Regions from separate parts of the Mus musculus genome. Here region 2 is linked to region 1. The links are chromatin loops, found by intact Hi-C in ENCODE. Cell type or tissue: heart. All regions are shown on one strand. Each heading gives the region's core, and the rest is flanking DNA. Links, peaks and the distances in the headings are about the cores only.

What was found. Peaks named below come from ENCODE experiments on the same cell type or tissue, not always from the same donor. Only the 100,000 strongest peaks of a DNase experiment are listed, where the experiment ranks them.
Region 2: a loop joins it to region 1, with 4 times the contacts of the local background. A loop is called at or near these places in 2 of 42 quality-filtered maps.

The regions. Positions count from the first base shown.
Region 1 is chr1:134,853,260-134,863,521 of GRCm38, forward strand. All of the region lies in intron 13 of Ppp1r12b (protein phosphatase 1, regulatory subunit 12B), which reads right to left. Among named protein-coding and RNA genes, the nearest start is that of Gm32670, 84 kb to the left of the region's middle. In heart, for the core only: a CTCF peak has its summit at 1,271 (motif pointing left); a DNase peak (open chromatin) is centred at 5,652; H3K27ac peaks cover 1,340 bases.
Region 2 is chr1:134,903,895-134,914,156 of GRCm38, forward strand. All of the region lies in intron 1 of Ppp1r12b (protein phosphatase 1, regulatory subunit 12B), which reads right to left. Among named protein-coding and RNA genes, the nearest start is that of Gm51265, 37 kb to the right of the region's middle. In heart, for the core only: CTCF peaks have their summits at 3,717 (motif pointing left) and 5,680; DNase peaks (open chromatin) are centred at 5,767, 6,347 and 8,217; H3K4me3 peaks cover 879 bases; H3K27ac peaks cover 4,559 bases.

The sequences.
Region 1 (10,262 bases), core at 1,059-9,058:
GACTGGGATTTCCTAAGAGGAAATAAATCAAAGAGTAATATAGTGCCCAGAGTTACTTTAAGACCCCGAGGAAAAAAGATTGTTATTTAAAGAGGAACAGGAACAATCGTCCGGGTGACTGCCCTCAGCTAAGCCCTATTTGTAAAAACTTCTTAAACAGAACTCTCTTACCCAATGTTCCAGAGCGAGCATCCTGACCCAACATGTACAAAGCAACTTCTCTTCTGATTTTCTGAAGCCCTGCACTTTCCATCAGATTTGAAAGAAAATAGAAAGTCTCCATTTGCTGTGTATCCCGAACTGACTGCTCCCTAATACGAATTTCCATGGAACGCTATGGCCAGTCCCTCAGAGACATCAGGAGATCCGGGCATCATGCTCACATTGGCAAGCTCTTGGTGTGGAATGGTCCAGCTCAGGCCCACCTCTGAGATACCTTTGTGGTCCTGCTGAGGTCAAAGAATGGCAGCAGAGTCCTGACGGTGGTTTTAAATTCCGGCTTTTTTCATTACTAATTCTGATTACTCAAAAGTTCTTTATCCTATCTGATTCTCAACATGCACTATGGGGAAAAGCAGATGGGGCATACAGTAAACTTTCAAAATCATTAATTCCTCTAGTCTAAGCCTTTCATATATATAAATGCTGACTCAAATTCTACCTCCATGAAGCCTATTCTAATTACACGATCCTCCATCATTCACCTTGCTTTTTTCTGAAATCCTAATATATTTGCCTGCACATAATGCTGAACTGAGGGAGGAAATGAGTGTATTATAGATTCTCAACCCTGAGAGTACAAGGTATGGCACATCCCCTTTCTACTATACCGATACTCTGAGCACACCACCAAGCACACGGACATTCATTAGACAGTCACTGATAACTCAGGATCCCATAATTTTAGAATTTTATGCTATCTATATATTCCCTAACTCAAACTAGCTAGCCTGTGGAGAAGCTCGGACTAGAAAGGTTACAAAGCTTGCCTGGAAGACATCAACTGCTTTGTTGAAAGGTAAAGTATGCATCCTACTCGAAAGCCAGGGAGCAATCTACCCTGTGTTGGTTGCTGTCCTCTGAAGAAGTACCAGGAAATCCACAAGGGCCTTCATGTGCTAGAAGCTATTTGCTTTCCAATATTAAAAGAGTTAAAATGGAATATGGGAGATGTGCTCCTCTGAAAATTGATTCAAACACAAACTAGATTCTTTGATGTCATACATCCAAATAGTTCAACTGGCTTTCCTCTGCTGCCACCTGGAGGGCAGAGAAGATCCTACAACTGATCCAGTGTCTACTTATTCAGCTCTGTGATAAGAAAATTCACTTAAAAAGCCACCTCACAAGTTCACAGTGCAGGGACAAAAAGGAACACATTGCCATTTAATTGGTCAAAACTGTCCTAAGAGCACTGTGAAGAGAATTCTGGGTTCAGCCTGGAGCTGGAGAGCAGAAGTAGTAAGCAGTGGTATTTAAAATGAAGGAGCTCTCACTGGCAGACTTTCTGAACACACCACCATTAGCACAGGCACTATGACCGACAATATATAAATGGGACCTCATGAAACTGAAAAGCTTCCTCCTACCACAGACAAACTTGCTCAACCATGAACATAAAGCAAGAAATTGGAAACAACCTAGATGTCCTTTAAGAGAAGAATGAACTTGTAGGCAAATGAATGAAACTAAGAAAATCACTGAGAGAGGTATCCCAGACTCAGACAACTATGGGGTTCCTGAGTTTGTGAATGAGTGGGTCTCTGATTCTTGTGCCTTCTCTTGGGCTTTTTCCTTCTGTTGGTTTGTCATGGCCAACTTCAATTAGGTGGTTTTTATTTTAGGTTATATTTTATTTTATTATAATTTTTAGGAATGAATGAATGAATGAATGAATGAATGAATGAATGAAAATCCAATCACTACAGTAAATGTCAATAACCGAACTGCTACTGTTTCCTGCTGGGTAAGGAAAAATCCGTTCTCTCCAATAAAGTGGCACTGGGTACATTACTCACCCCTTATATTCATGAGTAATTGAGAAACCTAAAATAGACTCTCCAGTTTTTGTTTTGTGTGTGTGTGTGTGTGTGTGTGTGCTTTTATTTGGATATAGTTCAGTGTTTTTAAATTTCTTTTTGGCTGTGGTTTTGCTGTTATATTGGGTTACTGTTTGTTTTTTTGAGAAAGAACTTACAGTTGGGTGGGGAGGTGGGGAGAGGCTATGGAAGGTCTTGGAGGAGGGGGTGAATATGCTCAAAATATAATTAAATTTAAAAAGTGTTTTAAATGTTAAAATATAATTAAAAAGCTAAAAAATAAAGAGTTCTCATGGCACTGAGCAGGACATTGCTAGGCAGAGAACAGGAGCTAAAGCCACTCCGGCATGGGGAGGCTCTGCATGGGGGACAACTAGGAAGAGGGAGATGAGGCAGAGCGTGTTCAGGAGAGGTCTGTTTTCTACTTGGACAGAGTAATGCCCTAAGCAAGGACACAAAATAGATGTGGGAAGAGAAGGATGGGATAAAGACAACTGAGGGAAAAGGACACTTTCAGGTAAGTGGGGCTGAGGCAGGAGGATTACTATTTTTTAGACTAGTCTGGCATATATACTGGGACCTTATCTTAATAAACAAACATGCACAAATAAAAATGAAAAAGAGAGCCAGGCAGTGGTGGCGCACCCCTTTAATCCCACACTTGGGATTAAAGAGTGAATTCCAGGACAGCCAGGGCTACACAGAGAAACCCTGCCTCAAAAAACAACAACAACAAAAAAACAACAACAAAACAAAAAACAAAAAAAAAGGAAAAAGAGACTAAAGAGTAATTCCTTTGCAGAACTAAATAGTCACTCGACATGACTTTAAAACTGATTGGTTCTGCATTAATTTTCAATTTTGTCCAGAAACTGGTCCTCTAAGCATAAAGATCAATTAGAAAAAAATTTCTTATATATAGAAAAATATTTATTTTTATTTAATATTCGTTATGGATCCAGCTATGAGTCCTTTGGAGTCTATTAAACTAGGTAGTTATTCCAGCTAATGTGAAGCTGTCTGCAGATTAATTTGATATCATCTATCATCATATAAGGGAGTTCACATCTAGTAATGAATCAACAGCCTTTATTACCTAGACCTCAAATAATGTCCTCATTCAGTATAAAGGTTAGCTGAATTGAACTCTATTCTTCACCTACACAACCCAGCTTCTCTCAGTAATACCCTAATTATCTGACAGTGATTTTTGATTAGTTAAAACTTAGACTATATAATATTTAAGACAAATAAAAAAGATGAACAGTACAAACTAATACCTGTGCATCATTAGCATTCAACATAAGGATAATAGACAGTATTAATTTCATATTAAAATATAGAAGCTTTCCTGGATCCTGAAATTTTTAATTAGCTCATACTACGTTGACCTTTGGGTCTGTTCCTTACATCCTTATGTCTATTTATATTCATTAAGAATGTGAAGAAACACAGGTTCTAATTAAGCTGGCTATTCTTAAAAACCACGCTGGGTATTTGCTATGTGATTTGGGGTAAAGCAGGTTCCCTTTCTAACCTGTTCCTTGTATGTAAATGAGAGCTCAGAATATCTTCTTTGTAAATTTGTTGTGAGGATTAATAATAATTGATGGAAAACAAGTATTTCATACAAACTACAAAGCAATTTACTTGACAGTATTCATGTTGTTATTAAAAATGTCTTTCTGTGCTTAGCTTCTCTAAATCTAATCGATTTGAAATAAAATCTACCCAAAAGTCTAAATGGTGCCACTATTTTAGACTTCAGGCTGCTTATCTCATTTAATTTGTAAACCCTGTATGCTGTAGGAATCCTGTATCTCAGGTTGTGAGACTGCGTTCTTCATGTGGGTTCACTTACCTGTGTCTAACCTCCTTGTCTATCAGTTACAGAGATTCCAAACTACCACAATAAAATGAATGTCACTGTAATAAAGCAAGTCTTTGGGTTTTCTAGTGCATATAAACAAAATGTTTAATATTTTTATAGTCAATTTTGCTGTAGCAGTGCCTAAAAATACAATGTATGCAACCTTAATTCAAAAATTATATTGTGCTGACAAGATGGCTTAATAGATACAAAGGCAGTTACCACTAAGCCTGGTGACACTAATTGATCCTTCCCTCCCTCCTCCTTCCTTCCTCCCTCCCTCCTCCCCTTCTTTCTTTCTTTTTCTTCTTTCTTTCTTTCTTTCTTTCTTTCTTTCTTTCTTTCTTTCTTTCTTTCTTTCTTTCTTTCTTTCTTTCTTTCTTCTTCTTCTTCTTTTTTTTTTTTTTTGTTTTGTTTTGCGTCAGGGTTTCTCTGTGTAGCTCTGGCTGTCCTGGAACTCACTCTGCAGACCAGGCTGACCTCAAACTCACAGAGATCCGCCTGCTTCTGCTTCCTGAGTGCTGGCATTAAAGGTGCGTGTCACCACTGCCTGGCCTTCCTTCTTTCTCTCGCTTATTAATTTTGGACTTCTTGAGATGGGTTTGAGACAGACCCAAGCTGGCCTCAAGGTTGTGCTAATCCTCCTGCCTCAAGCATTCTCAGTGCTCTGTTGTACCTGGCTTTGACCTTTCCTTTCACAGAAAATTTCTGGGTAGCCTGGGATGTCAGCTGATGCTCTCTTCTCTTCTCTTCTCTTCTCTTCTCTTCTCTTCTCTTCTCTCCTTCTCCTCCTCCTCCTTCTTCTTCTTCATTTTTTTTTTTTTGGTTTTTTTGAGACAGGGTTTCCTGTGTATCCCTGGCTGTCCTGGAACTCACTTTGTAGACCAGGCTGGCCTCGAACTCAGAAATCCGTCTGCCTCTGCCTCTCCAGTGCTGGGATTAAAGGCGTGCACCACCACTGCCGGCTGCTATTTTATTTTCAATGTATATTTCACCTACTGTCATGTACACTTTGCTCTCTTCTTGCTCAAGATTCATACAAGGGAAAAAAGATTACATCAACAAAGAAAAAGTAGGTTCAACTCTGCTATAGACATTTAGACAAGGAAAACATTTTAGAGCAAAAATGGAGAGAAATAGGGAAACTATAAAACCTTTTCTTTAATTGGCAACTGTCATAGTTTTAGAGATAATTTTAAGTGTTTTTAAAAATGATGGCTTAATTATGTTTTAAAATTTCTAACATTCCAAAGATGATATCAAATTAATCTGCAGACAGCTTCACATTAGCTGGAATAACTACCTAGTTTAATAGACTCCAAAGGACTCAGGAAGGTTGGGATGAGGGTAGATGGATGACTCAGTCAGTATAGGTCACCCCTTGAGAAGCAAGCAGAGCTGAGTATAATGTGGGTTCTTCAGAGGGACAAGCAATTCTAGCCTTCTGTGGAAACAAACTATTTATAGCCATTTCTTGGATGGATGGAAGGAAGGACATCTGAAGGAAGAAAGTGATATAAAATTCAGGGCTGGTCAGAGGGAGGGAAAAGGGAGCAGGGATACAAAGAGGAGAAAAGGCAGGCAGAGACAGTCAGTCACTATCAGCTCTAATATTAGCCCGGGGAATTATTTATATTCTGTTGCTAAGGAAAACTTGGAGCTTTGGAAAATGAACTTGACCACTACATGATTGTGACAGCTGCTACTTAGCGTGGTGTCCCTGCAGAGCTATCTGCCAACTGCTGGCTACTTGCCATTTCTGTCCTGCAGTCTGCTAGTCAAATCATCTGGCCCTTCAGAGCCAGATGAGCCTGCTGGTTTCTATAGTCCCCATGTCAACCCAAAACATGGAGGGTAGCGATTAGTTCTATATTCTGGGCTACAAATCAAGACAGGCTGGCCCTGGAATCAAACTTTTACTTTTGAATGGGTATTATTTTAATTCAAAAGTTGAAATATTTCAATATAGAGGAAAAGAGGGCCTAGCCGATGATAAGTGAAGACTTTATACAATCTTATGACTTCAACTTACTTATGACTTTCATTAGAGTAAGGAACCTATTTCTCGTTCCTGTCCATCATGTAAAGAAAGGAAGTAGCAGCTGAACACACTACAGCTTTTTCAGGAAAGCAGACATTAGTAAACCCAAGACCATTTCTCCTTAAAATTAATAAATCATATTATGTATTTTGTTGTGAGATGTGAATTCAAGATCATGGCTGGCCATGGCAGCTCAGAACACACAGTTCTGAGAAGAGATGCCTCAGCTACTAAGTGAGACCTTGTCTTAAGAAAACAAAACCCAATTAACCAGGCTTGACATTCCAAATACTCTAGGGGATGGGGCATAGAGACCCTATGTTCTGCCAGAGCAACAGAGCAAGTTTAAGCCCCCGTTTCTCCAAAAAAAAAAAAAAAAAAAAGTTAACAAAGGGGCTAGGGAAAGAGGAGCACTCTCATATAGGCAAAGGGGAGGGTAGATATGGGATGGGGGGGGGGGTCGCGGGATGGGGGGGGGTGGAGGGGGTAACCGGGAAGTGGGATATCATTTGAGATGTAAACAAATGGAAAAGGAAAGAAAGAGAGTGCTTATCTAGCAGCAACAAGGACAGGCCCTAGGTTTAATCTCTAGTCATACTAGTCACACAGAGACACAGACATACAAATACACACAAATATACCTACACAGACATACACACAGACACACATACAGACACAGACATACACATACAGACACACAGACACACACACACATTCATACCTTACACATACACACATATACATACACACACATACAAACATACTTTCACATAGACATTTGCATATATATATGTATATATATATACACACACACACATAGAGATACACACAGAGAGAGAAATATATATACTCATACACAGATACACACAGATATACAGACAGACAGACACATATACATACACAAAGACACACACACAGAAATACATACACACATACATAGACACACATACATAGACACACAGATACTAACATACATACACATTTATATACACAGAGACACAGACACAGACACACACACACACCACAAAGTTTCTAGACTTACTATGGCAATCATCATTGGATGGACATGGCCTCCTCCACAGACTAACATCACAAGGAAACTGGTTCCCAGAGCAAATTTCTCTTCAATTATTTCCCCTTCCATTGTATTATAACAGTAATACTTTTTCACACAAGAAAAGGAGGGCAGAATTCCCCAGAATGCCCCCCCCAACAAACATCGTAAATACTGTTGTGTTTGTTTGGTATCATACATTATCCTTTGCACCTGGCTTTGTCCATTTAACAAGATATCAGTGGTCACCTGCGTCCATACGTAGTGCCAGAAGGAGAAAGCTGAAACTGATTGTTGGCCAGTCCTGCATACACTCACAATGCCTGCCGGAAAACAAAACCCTAAGGAGAGACAACTGTGAAATGGTGTGCTAAATCCCAGCCCAGCCTAAGTGACTCAATTACAAGGCAAAGGGAGATTATTTCTGAGCGGTGGCTTTCTACTGCTTAAGTCTTGCAGTGGCCTGCTTCAAATCCCCATTTATCCCAATGCTACTAATTGTTTCCAATTGGACCTGTGAATGAGGGCTCCAAGGCTCCACTGTGGTTTCCCAGCAGGAGTCAAAACACTTCCACAATGGGCTGATTACAGAGAAAGCTGAAGCTTCAAAAGAGAAGAATTATCACTCAGCATGCTCTTTCAAAAGAAAATGTAGCTGTTTCAAAACATCTGATTTTTTTTCTCTTAGTTTATGCTCATCTAAAGTGAGAAACTAAATGGCTTTAATTCTGTAAAGGCTGAAATGACATGTTTTATGTGATCAGCTCATTCCCCTGCTGAAAATTCTACTATGGTATTTCACAGCTCTGAGAACAGAAGATCAAGTTTCTTAACATAACCCAGATAAAAACTGGCTTGATTTGGTTCCTGCCTACCTCTCGAGTGCCACAATTCCCAAAGACTATCCAGTGGAATGGTAATTTGGGGGTTTCTGCAGGGCAAGAGCAAGTTCACTGAGTACCTGCCACAGCCACTCTTTCCCAAGCCCCACCACCAACCACCACTCTTCCCAGGTGACCAGAGAAGGCTTGAGTGAGCTGTTTAATTTAGCGTAAGCCATCCTTCTCCACTTGATTTGTTATACCTCCCTCACTCCTTCCAGCTAACCCTGTTTTCACACAGAAACGTTCTGAAGTGACATATGCCAGGCAGAGCCCTTCAATAAACGGCTGTTTGATCGGTCTGCATATGCAAGTCTCCACTTAACAAGACTATTCACTTATAACACCGTATGCTTGTGCCAGGATCCAAAGCTTTCAGGAATAAAGACCTAGCGTCTATGTTAAATCCTTGACCTGGCATTCCAAATTCTATGTGTAGTAAATTTTTTTCTCCAATTACTTTTCTGTCCCTGTCTAGATCCTTGAATAAATTCTCTTCTTTTCCCTTTCTTTGAGGCACAGGGTCTACAATGTACACATCTCATGAGCTGGGCAGCCATTCCAGAGCTCTAACTTGATATAAATTCTTGGTTACAAGTCTCAGCTAAGTATGTATGACCTCACATGTGTCAGTAAAATCTGAGCCTCCGTATCCACAGTGCTACATATAAATATAACGATAATCTTGGCCACTAATCCTGATGACCTGAATTCAAGTCCCAGGACCTACATGGAGGGAGAAGGGAACCAACTTCTGCAACTTGTCCTCTGACCTCCACACATGGCCAATGCATCAGCTCCCTTCCTCCCAGTTATTAAGTGTAATCAATATATTTTTACCACACTCACTTTTCTTCATCCCTTCTGTCACTCCCCATTGCGAGCCTGATTTGTCCTACGTGCATTTCTTCTGTGACAGTCTCTTTGCTAGTCACGTCACGTTCACTATTACCCATTTGTTCCTGTCTAATAACTTCAGACAGAGTTTAAAAGCCAGTTTAAAATTCATGATACCTTAAGCTTAAAGCTGTCTAGTGGCATATTGCCTACAAAATCCACTAGTAGCATATACCTGAGAAATATGTCCACATAAAATATATATATACAAATGTTTATAGTGATATTTGTCATAATGGCCAGCCAACAGGTAGAAATAATGTGAATGTATCAATTTATGAATGAACAAACAATATCAAATGGTAGATTATAAAAAGGAATCAAGTCCTGATACCTGCCTCAACATGGATGCACTTTGGAAATATACCAGAAAGAGGCTAATTATAACCCCTCATCTTGTTTCCATTTTACATGAAAGGTTGAAAATAAGAAAAAGAGAAAATATTAGTAGTTGCTTAGGTTGCAGGGAAGTGGTCCAGGTTCAGTGCTAGGGTTACATATATCACCATATCTGACATCCTATACAAAATTATTTTTAAAGATTGCTTAAACTCCATGTTCTTTCATAGCTGCTACTTATCATACAGACCTTTGTCTAAGCACCAGACTCTCGTGGCAGCCTCCTGGAGTCCCCCAGGGAAAGTATTCGTAAGCAGATCTCCGTTAACACACTGTTCATAACTCACACTATCTCTTTATGGCACAGGCTGAACAGCTGTTAACCAAACTGCTGGGAACCAGAAGCCTATCAAACTTTGAAGTATTTTCATAAAATAAGGAGTCACTTTGGCTAAGAAAAGACTCCTCTGGTTTCATATAGTGTGTTCCCAACAACATGTTCATACTTGGACTCCAGATAGTAGGTCCAACAACAGGGCAGTGACCAGACGCCACCGCCTGCTGAGTGGGCAGCCTTGCAGACATTCAGGTGAGAGGCTTCGTTAGTGGGACTGGTCACTGGAGGGACATTCCCAGGAGCAGCATTGGTCCAGTCCGTGCTCTCCGCTGCTCTCTGCCATCTTGCTTGTCAGGCATGAGCGGCTTTGCTCATCCACACTTCTATCAGAAACAATAAAGCAGCTACCACAAAGTGTCATCTCTGAAGCCATAAACAAAATAAACCTTCCTCCTTCAAATAATTTCTCTCAGATACTTTTTAGTGTCCAAAAACTGACATGTTCACCCTATACACATAACATGGAGGTTATCTTACACAATTTTAAAAAATAATTTTGTACAGAAAGTCAGGTATGGTGTTATATGGAGTCTTAGCACTCAGGAGGCTGAGGCAAGAGGATTGCCATAAGTTCAGTGCAAGCTATATACAGTTAAGTATCAGGCCAGTCAAAAGGATATAGCAAGACCTGTTTTCTAAGAAACAAAATCAATTTTGTACATCTTGATACAGCATATAGTTCACTAATATCTCAGTTTAGTCTTGTTAATTCTTTTATTTGTTTTATGTAGAGAGGGTCTCACT
Region 2 (10,262 bases), core at 1,580-9,579, 51 kb after region 1:
GAGAATTGCTCTTTCTAACTCTATAAAGAATTGAGTTGGAATTTTGATGGAGATTGCATTGAATCTGTAGATTGCTTTCTACAAGATGGCCATTTTTACTATATTAATCCTGCCAATCTTGTACTACAGAGCAATAGGGAGAACTGCATGGTATGAAGAACTCAAGAAGGTGGACTCCAGAAAGTCAAATAACCCCATTAAAAAATGGGGCTCAGAGCTAAACAAAGAATTCTCACCTGAGGAATACTGAATGGCTGAGAAGCACCTGAAAAAATGTTCAGCATCCTTAATCATCAGGGAAATGCAAATCAAAACAACCCTGAGATTCCATCTCACACCAGTCAGAATGGCTAAGATCAAAAATTCAGGTGACAGCAGCTGCTGGCATGTGGAGAAAGAGGAACACTCCTCCATTGTTGGTGGGATTGCAAGCTTGTACAACCACTCTGGAAATCAGTCTGGTGGTTCCTCAGAAAATTGGACATAATACTACCCACAATACCTCTCCTGGGCATATATCCAGAAGATGTTCCAACTGGTAAGAAAGACACATGCTAGCCAGGTGTGGTGGCGCACGCCTTTAATCCCAGCACTTGGGAGGCAGAGGCAGGTGGATTTCTGAGTTCAAGGCCAGCCTGGTCTACAGAGTGAGTTCCAGGACAGCCAGGGCTACACAGAGAAACCCTGTCTCGAAAAACCAAAAAAAAAAAAAAAAAAAGACACATGCACATGCTCCACTAAGTTCATAGCAGCCTTATTTATAATAGCCAGAAGCTGGAAAGAACCCAGATGCCCCTCAACAGAGGAATGGATACAAAAAATGTGGTACATTTACACAATGGAGTACTACTCAGCTATTAAAAAGAATGAATTTATGAAATTCCTAGGCAAATGGATGGACCTGGAGGGCATCATCCTGAGTGAGGTAACCCAATCACAAAAGAACTCAAATGATATGTACTCACTGATAAGTCGATATTAGCCCAGAAACTTAGAATACCCAAGATATAAGATACAATTTGCTAAACACATGAAACTCAAGAAGAACGAAGACCAAAGTGTGGACACTTTGCCCCTTCTTAGAATTGGGAACAAAACACCCATGGAAGGAGTTACAGAGACAAAGTTTCGAGCTGAGACAAAAGGATGGACCATCTAAAGACTGCCATATCCAGGAATCCATCCCATAATCAGCCTTCAAACACTGACACCATTGCATACACTGATTTTGCTGAAAGGACCCTGATATAGTTGTCTCTTGTGAGACTATGCCGGGGCCTAGCAAACACAGAAGTGGATGCTCACAGTCAGCTATTGGATGGATCACAGGGCCCCCAATGGAGGAGCTAGAGAAAGTACCCAAGGAGCTAAAGGGATCTGCAACCCTATAGGTGGAACAACAATATGAACTAACCAGTACCCCTGGAGCTCGTGTCTCTAGCTGCATATGAATCAGAAAATGGCCTAGTTGGCCATCAGTGGAAAGAGAGGCCCATTGGTCGTGCAAACTTTATATGCCTCAGTACAGGGGAACGCCAGGGCCAAGAAGTGGGAGTGGGTGGGTAGGGGAGTGGGGGGGAGGGTATGGGGGATTTTTGGGATAGCACTGGAAATGTAAATGAGGAAAATACCTAATAAAAAAGAAAAAAAAAGAATTGACAAATGGGACCTCATAAAATTGCAAAGGACACTGTCAATAGGACAAAACAGCAACCAACAGATTGGGAGAGGATCTTTACCAATCCTATATCTGATAGAGGGCTAATATCCAATATATACAAAGAACTAGAGAAGTTAGACTCCAAAGAACCAAATAACTCTATTAAAAATGAGAAACAGAGCTAAACAGAGAATTCTCAACTGAGGAAACTCAAATGGCCGAGAAGCACCTAAAAGAAATGTTCAACATCCTTAGTCATTAGGGAAATGCAAATCAAAACAACCCTGAGATTCCACCTCACACCAGTCAGAATGCTAAGATCAAAAACTCAGGTGACAGGAGATGTTAGCAAGGCTGTGGAGAAAGAGGAGCCCTCTTCCATTGCTGGTGGGATTGCAAGCTGGTACAACCACTCTGGAAATCAGTCTGGCGGTTTTTCAGAAAATTGGACATAGTACTACCCGAGGACCAAGCTACACCTCTCCTGGGCATATACCCAGAAATTCTAACCAGTAATAAAAACACATGCTCCACTATGTTCATAGCAGCCTTATTTGTAATAGCCATGAGCTGGAAACAACCCAAATGTCCCTCAACAGAGGAATGGATACAGAAAATGTGGTACATCTACACAATGGAGTACTACTCAGCTATTAAAAACAATGATTTCATGAAATTCGCAGGCAAAAGGATGGATATAGAAAATATCATCCTGAGTGAGGTAACTCAGTCACAAAAGAATACACATGGTATGCACTCACTGATAAGTGGATATTAGGCAAAGAGCATGGAATACTCACGATACAACTCATGGATCACATGAAGCTCAAAAGGAAGGAAGACCAAAGAGTGGATGTTTCAGTCCTACTTAGAAAGGGGGACAAAATAATCAAGGGAAGTAGAGGGTGGGAGGGACTTGAGAGGAAGAGAGAGGGGGAAAGAGGAGAAGAATCAGGTATGGCAGGAGATATAAGATGTACAGAGGGTCAGGAAATTGAACAGAGATATGTAGCAATGGGGGATGGGGAACTGGGGGTAGCAACCAGAAAGCCCCAGATGCCAGGAAGCAAGAGCCTCCTATGACTGTATGGGGATGACATTAGCTGAACTACTCCACAAAGGGGCGGAGGGAAAACCCGTCAAGACCGTATCCAGAGGTTAGGCATGGCCCCCCAGTTGAGGAATGGCCAAAATTTTAGCCCAGAATTGCTCCTGTCTAAAGGAAATCCAGGAACAAAGAATGGAGCAGAGACTGAAGGAAAGGCCATCCAGAGACTGCCCCACCTAGGGATCCATCCCACATGCAGACACTGAACCCGGACCAACTTCTGATGCCAAGAAGTGCTTGCTGACAGGAGCCTGATACAGCTGTCTCCTGAGAGGCTCTGCCAGATCCTGACCAATACAGATCCAGATGCTCACAGCCAACCATTGGACTGAGCACAGGGACCCAATGGAGGAGTTAGGGGAAGGACTGAAGGAGCTGAAGGGGCCTTATCTGGCCTCAATGGGAGGGGAAGCCCTTGGTCCTGTGAAGGCTTGAGGTCTCAGTGTAGAGGAATGCTAGAGAGGTGAGTGGTTGGGTGAAGGAGCAGAGTAAGGGGGGATGGGATAGAGGGTTTGAAGAGGGGAAACTGGGAAAGGGGATAACATTTGAAATGTAAATAAATAAAATATTCCAATTAAAAAACCATTAAAATTAGAATTCATTAGCCAAATAAAATTTGTCTTCTCAATAATATTAGAAAATTGATTGTCTTCTCTTTGTGTTGACATTTGCACTAATGTTGCCAAAGCCATGGTAGGTAAATCTGCTGGTAGATAAATATGCCTTATTTAATCAAGGCAACTGCATCAAGAAACCACTCTACCTAAAATGGACTTTTATGCAGTGATAAAGATTGTTGGTCTAGGGGCTGGAGAAATGGCTGAGTGATTAAGATCACTGGCTGCTCTTCCAGAGGATCCAGGTTTGATTTCCAGCACCCACATGGCAGCTAATAATTATCTGTAACTCTAGTTCCAGGGGAATATCATGCTCTCTTCTGGCCTCCTCTGGTATTGCATGCACATGGTGCACAGACATACAAACAGGCAAAACATCCCATACACAAATCATTTAAAATGATGACTAACAATTAAAACTAAGCCTTTGAGGGGATGTCTTTTTAATGTTCTGTGTGACAAAATGAAGAGCATAATTGAAGTCCTACAATGGCTTCTGCAATATGATGGTTGTTTCTAGGAAAAGTACTTGTGCAGGGCTGCAAGATGAACTAGCCACTTTTCCAAAGATATTATTAATACAGAAAACAGTAACTAACAAAAAAGTATTTGTTATTCAGACATCAAAATGAACAAAGCCACAAAGAAAACTTTTGTTGCTATAATAACATTTGACCATGCAAATGAAAACTGAAATTTTGGGAAGCACGGCTACTGTCAAGAGCTTGACAGTTTCCTGATACTCTTCTGATACTTACACTGGGCTATCTACAGCAGGGGTTCTCCATCTTCCTAACACTGCCACCCTTTAATGCAGTCCCTCAAGTTACGATGATCCCTAACCATAAAATTATTTTGTTATTACTTCATAACTATAATTTTGTATGAATTGTAATATAAGTATCTGATATGCAGGATATCTGATACGCAATCCCCAAAAGGATTAAAACCCACAGGTTGAGAACCACTGGTCTACAAATAGGATCAATTGATAGTATATAATGAACTATATTTATATTCAGAAGATCTACATAAATCAATGAGCCTGTGTTTTCAAATACTAAATACATAGTGTTAGAAAATCAGGCATTGGTAAAAAATTAATTCAAAGAATAAGTTAGATTAATGGATTTTGCTATTGTTTTGTTTTGTAGACAGGGTCTCACTATGTAGCCCTGGCTGGCCTTGAACTCACAGAAATCCACCTGCCTATGATTCCCAACTGCTAGGATCAATGCCATATGCCACCATACCCAGATGATTGATGGGTTTTAATGCAACAGAGTAAGACAGTACATTGATATAATTTCAGTCTCCATTTCCAACAACACTTAACAAACTAACAATGTTGGGGCTATAGTTCAGTTGGCAGAATTTCTGCCTAGCATGCACACCGTTTCTCTGCAGCTTCTTCACCATGGTTTATGACATCAGAGACCATGCAAAGTGGTGTACATCTGTAATCCCAGCACTTGAGAGGTAGAGGCAGGAGGATTAGTTCATCATTCTCATTTGCTGCACAGCAAGTTCAAGGCTAACTTCAGATACATGAGAACCAGAAAGAAAGCAAAATTATTGCTGCTGGAAATTTTAATAACCACCTAAGAACAATACCTATAACTGACTGACCAGTCTATTAAAATACACTTTCTGTTTCCAAGTATATATCCATGTGAGACTCAATTTTCTTCATATACTTCAATTAAAATGTTACAACCATATGTGTGCAGAGAGAGAGAGAGAAAGAGAGAAAGAGAGTGAGCGAGAGAGAGAGTTGGAATAGGGATTAGGCAAAAACAACAATCTCTGAATTACTTTAGATAGAGTACCCCAATTCTGCAAACCATACTCCACTTCCTCTACACAGTGCAGGACAACACGCGGTTAAAAGCATCAGCTTCTGCAGTCAGACAGGACAGGGACCCTAACAAGTTCAGTGTACTCATCCCAGGCGCCAGGAATCTACCCACCTCAGAGGGCTGGGAACATTTCCTGGTGTTGTTTTTAAGCCAATACTTTAACAGCCGCACACACCAAATGTATTTAATCCTCACTCACCATGGCTCTCACTAGTACTTATGGAAGGAAAGTAATTTGATTTAAAAATGTCTGGAAACTAGCCAGATATAGGAATTTGTATGTCTAATTTCAGGAAATTCCTTAATTTTCAGAGTACGTGGCTTCTTGGATACAGGGTTGTACGACTGAACTGGAAAGAAGCCTTGTATCGATGAGCTAAGGACTCGGCAGTCTGACTACCGTGGTCTGCAGTGCCCCTGCTCCGCCCGCCTGCAGGTCCCAGGAGGGTATGACTGGGGTATGGAGGGAGAGGATGCTCCCTGAGATCTTCTCCAGTGAGTAAGGACTAAATTTAGATGTCCTCTGCCCACTCCATCCGCAGCTGTGCTGCTGACTCATGACTGCAGCATGGTCCATGAGCAGAGTCACCCATCTGCAAATCTCTGCCCATGCCTCTACCCAGAGCTATACTGAATTCTCCAGGCAGGAGCTCAATCCTTTCCTTGGGAAGGAAGCTAAACAGCTTTGGGTGTTAACCGTTATAACAACGGGGGAATTTCTTTGCTTCAAGTCAAATCTGTGACTCAAGTGCATTTCCTCTTAGCTTGTATTCCTAAAGATGCACGAGAATATCACTAAAGAAAATTTTGTTTTAAGCTCTGAAATAGAGGTGTGTACTTAATTCTTAGTCCAAAAGAACTATTCCAAAAGTTGCTTGGTAAATAAAGGTTTTCACAATCAACATATAGTAAAGACAAGCTCTAATGGAAAGTGCTCTCTTTTATCAATAATATGGGCACTGTGCTCTTTCTACTGTACCTATCACTGCTCTCTAGATCGAAGGCTGAAGTGGCTTGGGGTTGACTAAAGCCAGAGTTAATCTGGGAGCACAAGGCCTTACAAAACAAAGTCCTCCGGGTCCCAGAATAGCCTCCAACTGTCAGCACCACTGAGTGCCGGCTCTTAGGCTGACCTTGCTGTTGTGTCCCAGGAGAACTCTCAGGCTACCTGTTTTGCCTACAACCAGCCCTTCACAGAGTCCAGCTCTAGGTGCTTACTGACAGAAGCTAGGTTTAGTATAGCCTAACTCCTGCATTTTTTTTATCCTGTGTTTGCCTTACTTTCAATAAATCCTGATGGAAAAGGTGCTGTCCCTTTTAGGGGTCAGGGAACGCCAAAAGACACTGCTAGTTACCTCAGACTGCCCTTAGAACAGAGAGAAAAATTGAAAGCCAGGTGCCTGATAAAGACATTATCTAGGATATATAGGGTACATTTAAAACTCAACAAAAGCAATCTAACTTTAAAAATGGGGGAAGACTTTAACAGACTTGTCTCTGTGTTTTAAAATGGCCAAAAAACATGAGAAAGTACTTAGCATCACCAATTATTATGGAAATGCAAACCAATACCACAGTTGACAGGTCTTTAATCCTAGCACTCAGCAGGCAGCCACAGGCAGATCTCTGAATTCCAGGGCAGCCTGGTCTAAAGAGTGTGTTCTGAAAGTGAGGTTGAACAGTCAAGAGTCTGTCTCAAAAATAAATAAATAGATAAATTAAGGAAAAAAATAAAATTTTTTTCCAGGTGTGAAAAAATTAAACCTGAGTCCACTGAATTAGTTTACTATGTTGTAGTCTCTATAGAAACAGCATGGTGGTTCCTTAAAACAAAACAAAACAAACAAACATCCTGCAATTACCATTTCTGTTCTATCCAAAAAGAGAGTTTGAATCATAAAAATCAAAAGATTTGAAAGCAGTGTCTCAAGGAGTTATCTGTATAGCCAATTCTCATGGAAGCATTCGCTTACAATCCTAAACTGAAGAAATACCTAGAGTCTGTTAACAGATACCATAGATGTGGTATTAAATACAACATATATATCCAAGAAGGAATATGGCCCTACTGATACCTTGGTTTCAGACATCTGTTTTCCAGAATTGGGAAAAGTAATTTCATGTTGTTGAAAGCCAACAAGTTTGTGGTAGTATGTTACAGAAGCCATAGGAAACGTCAAATTGACACAGATTAGGGAGTCCAAATCTAGAGACTGCCTTATACTCTCAACTTCTTGCTACATTAACTGACAATATCAGCAGCCACTGATCCCTTCTTTTCCAAATTTCCCCAGAGATTACACAGCTCTTCAAAATAATATATTAAATATAATGCCTTCCTTCTGTAACCCAAGCTTTAGCTCAAACAGTAAAGCCCTGACAGATCTAACCCCATGGGTCTCCCATTAGCAACTGGGGGAAAGTGACTGAGATAGGGTATCATGTAGCCAGACTTCAAATTCACTGTGTATGGAGGATGACCTTAAATTCCTGATCCTTCTGCCTCTACCTCCCAAGAAGTAGGAATACAGGTTTGTGTGATCATACCAGATTGGCTGGAGGTATCCTGGATGAACACCAAAACAGAAACTAAATCTTGGTAGGGCAGGGAGCCATGCTGATAGGTGAGCTCCCTGTCAACCCCAAATCTGTAGACCCAAAATTTTGCTCCCATAAGGTAACGTCATCATATGACAAGAAATTATACAGGTTATGTATTAGTAAGTCTGGAAATCCCCACCATCAGCATACAAGAGGCTTTAACATACAGTCCCTAAGATCGACTGATCCCGCACTTCAGTCAGTTCTTCCAAGTACCTGTCTCCCATTCCAAACATGATATAATGTGACTGCTGCTTAACAGAACCATTAGAGCAGTCTACACTGTGACAGGTGACTCCAGCTGCTGTCAGTCCTGTGTGAAAGACTCAGAACTGTGCTGGCAGAGAAGGTCTGGCTCTTAGATGGTGAGAACTATATCTGACTATGCACTCACTGGTCAGGCAGGCTCTGGACACAGATCAGTGGCCTTTCAAACACAGATGGCCAAGGGAAAGCAGAAGTGAAGAATTTTCCATTAGCCAGACGTAATGGTACATGCCCCCTAACTCGGCAGTCAAGAAAGCTGAGGCAGAGGTATTGACAAGTTCAAGGCCACCCTGGCTACACAGTGAGGCTGAGGCAGCTACAGCTATATAGTGAGATTATTTCTGAGAACACAAAACACAAAATTTCTCATCAACCGTCACATTTTGATTTGTGTTCTCAGGAGACTAGCATTTATTTCAAGAATACATGTTTATAAATTAAGACCAGAGGACACCTTCCTTCTCTTACCTACAAACATAAAATATGAAATGGCCTCAGCATTAATAATACTTAAGTTTCAAAATTATGAGGCTGCAAGATGACTCTGTAGGTAAGATGCTTACCACCAAACTTGACAGAATAGAAGGAAAGAACCAACTACCACAAACTGTCCTCTGACCTCCACACTCACACAAATGTGCATAAACATACAAACACAAACTGTCCTCTGACCCCCACACTCACACACATGTGCATACACATACAAACAGGTACCGTTTTAAGATTGTTAAATGGAGTTGAAAAGATTAAAATGCCGGCACACTCTTCAAGGCCAGTACTATCTTCACATAGAAGACCCATGCTCTCATCACCCAGTCTCTACTCTCTGCTCTTGAGAGTCCTAACTTTGAGGAACAATAAATAAGGCCTATTGGTACTGGTAAAAAGACCAAGGGTCATTTTTTTCCCTTAGAACAAAAAAGTATACATATTTGAGTAACTTTAATTCTTATTTCTTGTTTGTTTTGTGTCACTGGAGACCAAGTACACACTAGACAGCAGACTCTAACCCTGAACTCTATCATGAACACTATTTTTTGGAGGGGCAGGGGGTGTGGCAATGAAACGACGCTTCACACCAAACCTGACGACCTGAGTCCAATCTCTAAGATTCACAAGTTGGAAGGGAAAACTGGTTCCAGCAAGCTGTTCTCTGACCTCCACACAAGCACCAAAGCACATAAACACAAACAAAAATAAACAAATGTAATTTTTAAGGTATAACTTAATGACTTATTTAATGTCACATATTCAATTGCAGAACCAACTAAATAAATGTTTTCTATCTACCAATATAGAAGCATCTATAAAATTGAGTTCATGGACCAGGGATAAGATATACCACTTTGCTTATGAAATATTTGTAATTCTTGATCCCATCTTGCTAGATATATTTTTAACATATATAATTTGTTATTAGTCTAATCCTCCAAAAATTTTGAGTAAAGTAGACAGTGAAACTGGATTGGCCACTCCAAATTAGCCTAAGTATAAAATATAAACTACAAAGAGCCCACTGAAGTGTTTTCATTACCATTCTATTTTAGCATGAGTCTAGATTGGAAACCTCCTTCATATCTTGGCTACCTGTTTTAGCCACAGCCCCCCCCCCAAGGTCTATTCTGTGCCAACTTGGCATGTAGAATAAATTGCTGTTCCATGGAGAGGGATTTTTGTATTTAACTCCAGATCACTCTGTGCCCATAAACAAGTGTTTCACAAGCCGCAGGAGTACAGCCTGAAAGCCACAGCCCGGGCAAAGATCCACGGCTTAGGAAAAAAGGCAGGCAATCCTGCAACACAAGTTGGATAAAGCATGGAAGCCACAAAGAAATAACAGGAAGTTCAGATACATCCAGTTTGAGTCAATACACAAAATCTATCCTAAAGGGACCTATTAAAGAAATTCTTTTCCCAACGTATTTTCAATAGGGAGTTTTGTAAATCCAAAATTCTGTAATATACTTGTCGATATCACATTCATGCCCCATATGTTCCATACATCCTATACAGTAAAAGATACTAAACAAATATTATATAACCCTATGTAGAATACTATGCTAGTTAAATGTTAAAAATAGACTCTGGAACTGGAATTCCTGGATTCACCTCCCAGGCCTACTGATTCAGTGATTTCTTTAACAAGTGCC